Regions from separate parts of the Mus musculus genome. Here region 2 is linked to region 1. The links are chromatin loops, found by intact Hi-C in ENCODE. Cell type or tissue: left cerebral cortex. All regions are shown on one strand. Links, peaks and the distances in the headings refer to the core of each region. The heading gives the core; the rest is flanking DNA.

Evidence for each region. A loop is a pair of places that touch in the nucleus more often than their neighbours do. Peaks named below come from ENCODE experiments on the same cell type or tissue, not always from the same donor. Only the 100,000 strongest peaks of a DNase experiment are listed, where the experiment ranks them.
Region 2: it touches region 1 in a loop (2.2-fold over the local background); 2 of 42 quality-filtered maps call a loop at or near these places.

What each region holds. Positions count from the first base shown.
Region 1 is chr1:35,932,726-35,935,640 of GRCm38, forward strand. No RefSeq gene overlaps it. Among named protein-coding and RNA genes, the nearest start is that of Gm33176, 7.8 kb to the right of the region's middle. In left cerebral cortex, for the core only: no CTCF peak of the experiment used is centred there; a DNase peak (open chromatin) is centred at 1,403.
Region 2 is chr1:35,994,297-35,997,211 of GRCm38, forward strand. No RefSeq gene overlaps it. Among named protein-coding and RNA genes, the nearest start is that of Gm33222, 15 kb to the right of the region's middle. In left cerebral cortex, for the core only: no CTCF peak of the experiment used is centred there; DNase peaks (open chromatin) are centred at 1,546, 2,005 and 2,701.

The DNA of each region.
Region 1 (2,915 bases), core at 187-2,686:
AGTTCAGTCAAGGTGGGAACATGGCAGCATTCAGGCAGGCATGGTGCAGGAGGAGCTGAGAGTTCTACATCTTCATCTGAAAGCCACTAGGAGAAGACTGCCTTCCAGGCAGCTAGGGTCTTAAAGCCCATGCCCACAATGACATGCTTCCTTCAACAAGGCCACACCTCCTTATAGTGTCACTCTGTAGGCCAAACATATTCAAACCATCACAGGCCCCAAGTTCAATTCTCAGAATCTATCTTAAAAAAAAAAAAAAAAAGACACTTATAATCACAGTCCTAAGGAGGTAGAAGCAGTAGAAGCAGGCAGATCCCAGAGGCTCGCTGGCCAGCCAGCTTATCCTATTTCATGAATTCTAGGTCAATAGGAGACCCTTGTCTCTAAAAATACAAGGTGGTGAGTAGAACCTGAGAAATGACAACTAAGTTCACTCTAACTCTTGGTCACTGAGCCAACAAGAGCAGTGAGTGACCCAACCCAATAGTCATGTGACTAAACACATGCATTTATGTATATGTATATGTGTAATGTATTATGCACATATGCATATATGCATGCTTGCACACACAAACACACACAGAGTGCAGAAAAACAAACCAAAGCTACCATGGTCCATATGCCTGCATCTAACTGAGATCACTGCTGGAAGGCTGGGGGAAGAGGGTCATTGTAGTTATCACCCAGCCCACTACCCACCTGCCGCCCAGTCAATAAAATATTTTTTATCATTTTGACAAGTGGAGTCATTTCATTCACTGCATATCAGACCCACAGTAGCTGCCGGACATCTCTGAAGGTATCCCTCGCTAACCCAGAGGTCACTGGAGGAAGGCCAGTACATCATCAGCCTGTAACACATCTCTGCCAGATCCCTAGAAATCATCCTATTGTGGTCCTGGATGGATCCCAGGGATGCTCGGAGCCACTGCAGATGCAGCCCAGGCCCTCCCTCCTCTGTCCTCAGCTGCCTTCTTCCTCTTCCCAGAAGTCTTTGTCCTCTGCCAACCTCTCACTACGGTCATGATCTCTAGGTCACTGAGCCAAACAAGAGCAGTGACCCAATCCAACTTCGCATAGTCACGTAACTAAACAATTGCTCCTTGGGCTGCGAACTGTCCTACCTGGAAACCTTGCCCATTGGACAGAGACGTGATGAGTCACTTCCATATAAGACTGCCTCCAGAGGTAGCAAAGTCTCAGAGGACATGAAGGGCTTTGACTGGGGGATGGCAGGGGGTGGGGGGAGAGAGTGTGGCTCTGGGCTGCCACAGTGGGAGGGGGCAGGTCCTCATCATCAGAGTAGGGACTTCACTTATGTGTCATATCAGTAACTATCATGTGCCTTTCATGCTTACTGAACACAGACTCTGAGAGTCTGCCTACTTATCTTGTCCTAGACTCCCGCATGTTTCAAATCTAAAACTCTCTGTCCTGAGGCAGCTTCCCTCCTACGTCTGTGACATGGAAGGAAAAAGAAAAAGCAAACCGTTAATGATGTTAAAAACATTGCTTCCTTTCTAACAGATGTCACTTTCGTTTATCCCATGATATAAAAATACCTGCAAGAAGGTGGACTCTTATCCATAGAAAGAAGAAGACCCTGAGCCAAGACATCCAGCTGATCGCCTCAACATGGCTTCCACGGTCTGTGTCTGCTGGATACCGTAAGTGGTGTTTAGGTGACACTGCCTCTTTTTGTTTCCGTCTAGGCCCACCCCACTCATCTCTCTTAGGTGTCTTAATCTCCTGACTTGATGGTGCTTTGCAGTCTGTTTAATCTGCTAGTTACCCTTTACCCTTTTACGTTTGATTGCTACGTGCTTAATAGACTCACTCATTGTTCTCCAGACTGCATCCAAAAGTGTCATGACTTGTAAAACCATAGAATGTAGGCAAGTATCCAACAAGTGTCCCCTACATGGGCAGCATGGATCTCTTGGACTCCCAGAAGCAAGTAACTCGCTCTGGGTGCCGTCAACAACAGAGGTGTATTGTCTTAAGTCTGAAGTCCAAATTCAAGGTGGTAGCAGAGCTGTCTCCATCTGGGGACCAGTTAGCCAGTCTCTCCTGTGTGTGCGTATGGGTGTACATGTGTATGTATGTGGACATCAGAGGTCATCCTCTATTCTGAGTCGGGGTCCTCTTACTGGAACCTCGGGCTCTCTGATTCCACTAGACTGGCTGCTGGCCAGCTCCAAGGATCTGCCATCTCTTCTCTTCCTCCACACTCCCCACACATTAGGGTCAAAGATGCATGTAGGCACACCTAGATTTTGTTGGGTTTGTTCCGGAAATATGTATATATCCCAGCATATATATATGCTGGGGAATCCCAACTTAGGTCCTCATGCCAGTAAGGCAGGACTTTACCCACTGAGCCACCTTCCCAGCCATGACTCTGCTCTTACTGGAGTAGGGGGCCTGCACAGTGACCTGCTTTCAGCTTAATTCATTTTAGAAGCAGCCTATGTCCAAATAAGGTCATACTCTCAGCTCTCAGCAATTAGAACTTCAGCTTGAGTGTGGGGGTGGAAGGAAGCTCAGACCACAGAAGCTGAAGTGGCTGATAACCCACTGAAGACTTCTGGGCATCCATGCAAGCTGCTGACCGCCAAGGCGGCCACTGGCTGCTCCTTACAGCCACCCAAGCAACAGTGGAGAAAAAAAAAAAAAAAAAAAAAAGGCCCTGCCAGCCAAATCCGACAGAGCTGTCATCAGTCCCCAAACAGCTCGCTCACTGCCTGCTTTGAGCTCTAAAATAACATGCTGATTTTGGAGCCAAGACTAACTTTAGTTACCAGTGATGCTGTTAGCAGGAGAAGGATAAGTCATCCCATGAGAATGGAATCCAAATGAATGAGCTAGCCCTGCGCCTCACTGGGATTCGGGCATCTTTCCCCCCTCGCAGTTTG
Region 2 (2,915 bases), core at 210-2,709, 62 kb after region 1:
AATGGCCTGAACCTCTGAAACTCGAAGCCAGCCCCAACTAAATGTTTTCCTTTATAAGAGTTGCTGTAGCCATAGTATGAACCTGACCACACAGCAATGAAACCTTAACTAAGACAAGAGCCTGTGTCGCATGGTGAGTAGTTTCATCCCTGAGCTGATGGCCCTGGGTGCTATTTAAAAAGCAGGCTGAGCAAGCCATGGGGAACAAGCCAGTAAGCAGCACCACTCCATGACCTCTGCATCAGCTCCTGCCTCTAAGTTCCTACCCTGTTTAAGTTTCTGTTCTGGCTTCCTTTGATGATGAACTGTGATGTGTAGATTGGATAAACCCTATTCTCCCCATGTTGTTTGGTTGTGGTATTTCATCACAGCAATAGAAACCCTAATAAGACACATATGATACTGTAAGAACAGTACAGCATCCCTGATCCCCACGGCAGGAGTGTCTTGAGAACTAGGGAACTGATGCTTGCTGGAGTCAATGGTTAACTGGAATGGGATGGGTAAGTCCAGGAGAATGGGGCTGGGGAAGATGTCAGGCTAGACAGCTTATCTGCACATGGTTCCAGGAGCTCCCCCTCAGTGAGAATGGGACTCAGGATGTAGACACACCGGGCACAACTCTCAGATACCCAAACCTGCTAGGAGACTAGAGCAATCTAGCTCCCTTAGAAGCGGATGCCCCTGCCCTCATGAAAACTCTCGGTTGGTTAAATGAACAAGTGCTGTAGGAGACGAGGTCATTGCTGGGAGAATGTTTCCTTCCTGTAACTTACCAAGAGCCAGCATCACACCAGGGACAACCTGGTAGAAAAGGCCAGGCTTGGGTGAGCCTTAGCTTTTGTCAATCTCTTACAAGCTAGAGTACCCCTGGGAGGTGGGAACCTTAACTGAGGAACTGCCTCTACCCCCTTGGCCTGTGGGCATGCCTGTGGAGCATTCTGATGACCAATGACTAATATGGGAGGACCTGGTCCACACAGGCAGTACATGGTGGTCCTAGGTTGTAAAAGAAAGCAAGCTGAGTAAGCCATGGAGAGCAAAGCAGTGAGCAACACTTCCCCGTGATCTCTGCTACCATTCCTGTCTTGACTTCCTGCTTGACTTCCTGTCCTGACTTCCCTCAATAATAGACTACAACATGGAAGCGTGACTCAGATAAACCTTTTTTTCTCTAAGTTTGCTCTGGGCAGTGTGACAACAGAAAGTAATGAATACAGAGAGGAAAAAGAGATAGCTGTTACTTCACCAAATCCCCCAAGAACTGCAGGACCAGCCCATATCCCAACAGGAGCAAGAGCGGGGACACAGCTGAAGGTTAGGATGCTGCATGAAGGGTAGAGACATTGGGCAAGGAAGAACCAGTGAGGGAGGGTATTAGCATCCCGCAAGGACCCTGGTTCACACCTCTGCTGTACCTTACATGACGCATGCACACTGCTCCTGGGTATTTGCAAGGCATTCCCCCGGACACTACAAGAGCAATTGCCTGTTCCCATGGATGGTCTGCGTAGGAAGGAAACTGTTCAGGCACCCACACTCCCCAGGAGACTTGGAAATCTCTTCTGCTGGGGAGAAGGAGCAGATGGTGAGCTGCCTCCGGGGCCCCAAGCAGCAGCAGGTGGGACTGACAGGGACAGCACTCCTGGAGGATAGGGGGCTAGAGCCCACAGAGCAAAGGCAGGTGGCAGTGTCAGATGCAGGTGTGCATGCGCATAATGAGCAGCTGGCACCAGATAGCAGCTGGTGGTAGCACCCGAGGCAGAGAGCTGCTTTGAGTCACAGGATGTAAAATCCCCAGAGCTGAGAAAGGCAGGCTAGGGCCTCCTTAATGCACACATAGGTGGACCTCCTTAATGGACTAGTCGAAGGTCCTTTAGTGACTGCTCTTTTCACAATTCTGGTTTGTGTAATGTGGCTAAGGGGTGGGGTCTTCAAGAGGTCATGAGGACTCCTGGCTCCTGACTGGCATCAGGTGGTCTTGTAAATGAATCACAGAGAAGTGTGTCCACCTTTCACCATGTGGTCACATCTCTCCAGAGAGTGCAGCACCAAGTGTAGCCAGGGGCCCTCTCAGAAGCAAAGTCACTTAGATCTTGGATTTTCCTGTGAGTAGCCTCTGCATATGGTTTAGAACACCTGCACATGTATGTGCATGTGTACACATGCATACACACTCACATGCACACACACACACAAATATGCATACACATATACACTCACACATATATACACACATATGCATACACATATACACACAACCATATACATACATACGCACACACATGTGCACACACACCAGTTTTCTGAAGAAACCCCTACAGCTATTTGTTAGGCCACAGGTGCTGGGAAATTGGGGTTCTGGGACTGTTAAAAGTTGACTGTGGGAACATCACATGCTACCACGTTCCTCTTTGTTACAATATGATATTCAAGGACTGGGGGCCAACTGAGGTCTGGCACAGGCCTCTTGGCTCATCATGCACTTGACCTGAGAGGCAGAAGTCCAGACCTCTTCCTAAGCCCTGCCTTCTCTCTAGTGTCAACCTGCTTCCATCTAGGGAATTGTCTGAGCTGCTTCCCTCTATAGCCCAGGCTTCCCACTGCCTCTGGCTAGCATCCCAGTCAGAACCATTCCAAAATGCTTCACATACACCCACACTCCACTTCCCACTAGCCATGGGTGCAGACTGGATGTCCAATGATGACCAGGTCAGGATTCTAGAAGCACCCGTGAGAGCCCCTCCTGTCAGCTCTCAGTTCCTGGTCTAGGCTCCTGGAAAGGTGGGGCTCTCCATATCACATCTTCTTACCTCTGAGAGACAGAATTCCACCACATCCTTGCATGGCAGATTCTCCCTTGGCTCCCTGCCTTAGCCTATCTTCTGTTGCTATAATAGAGTGCCTCAGGCTGG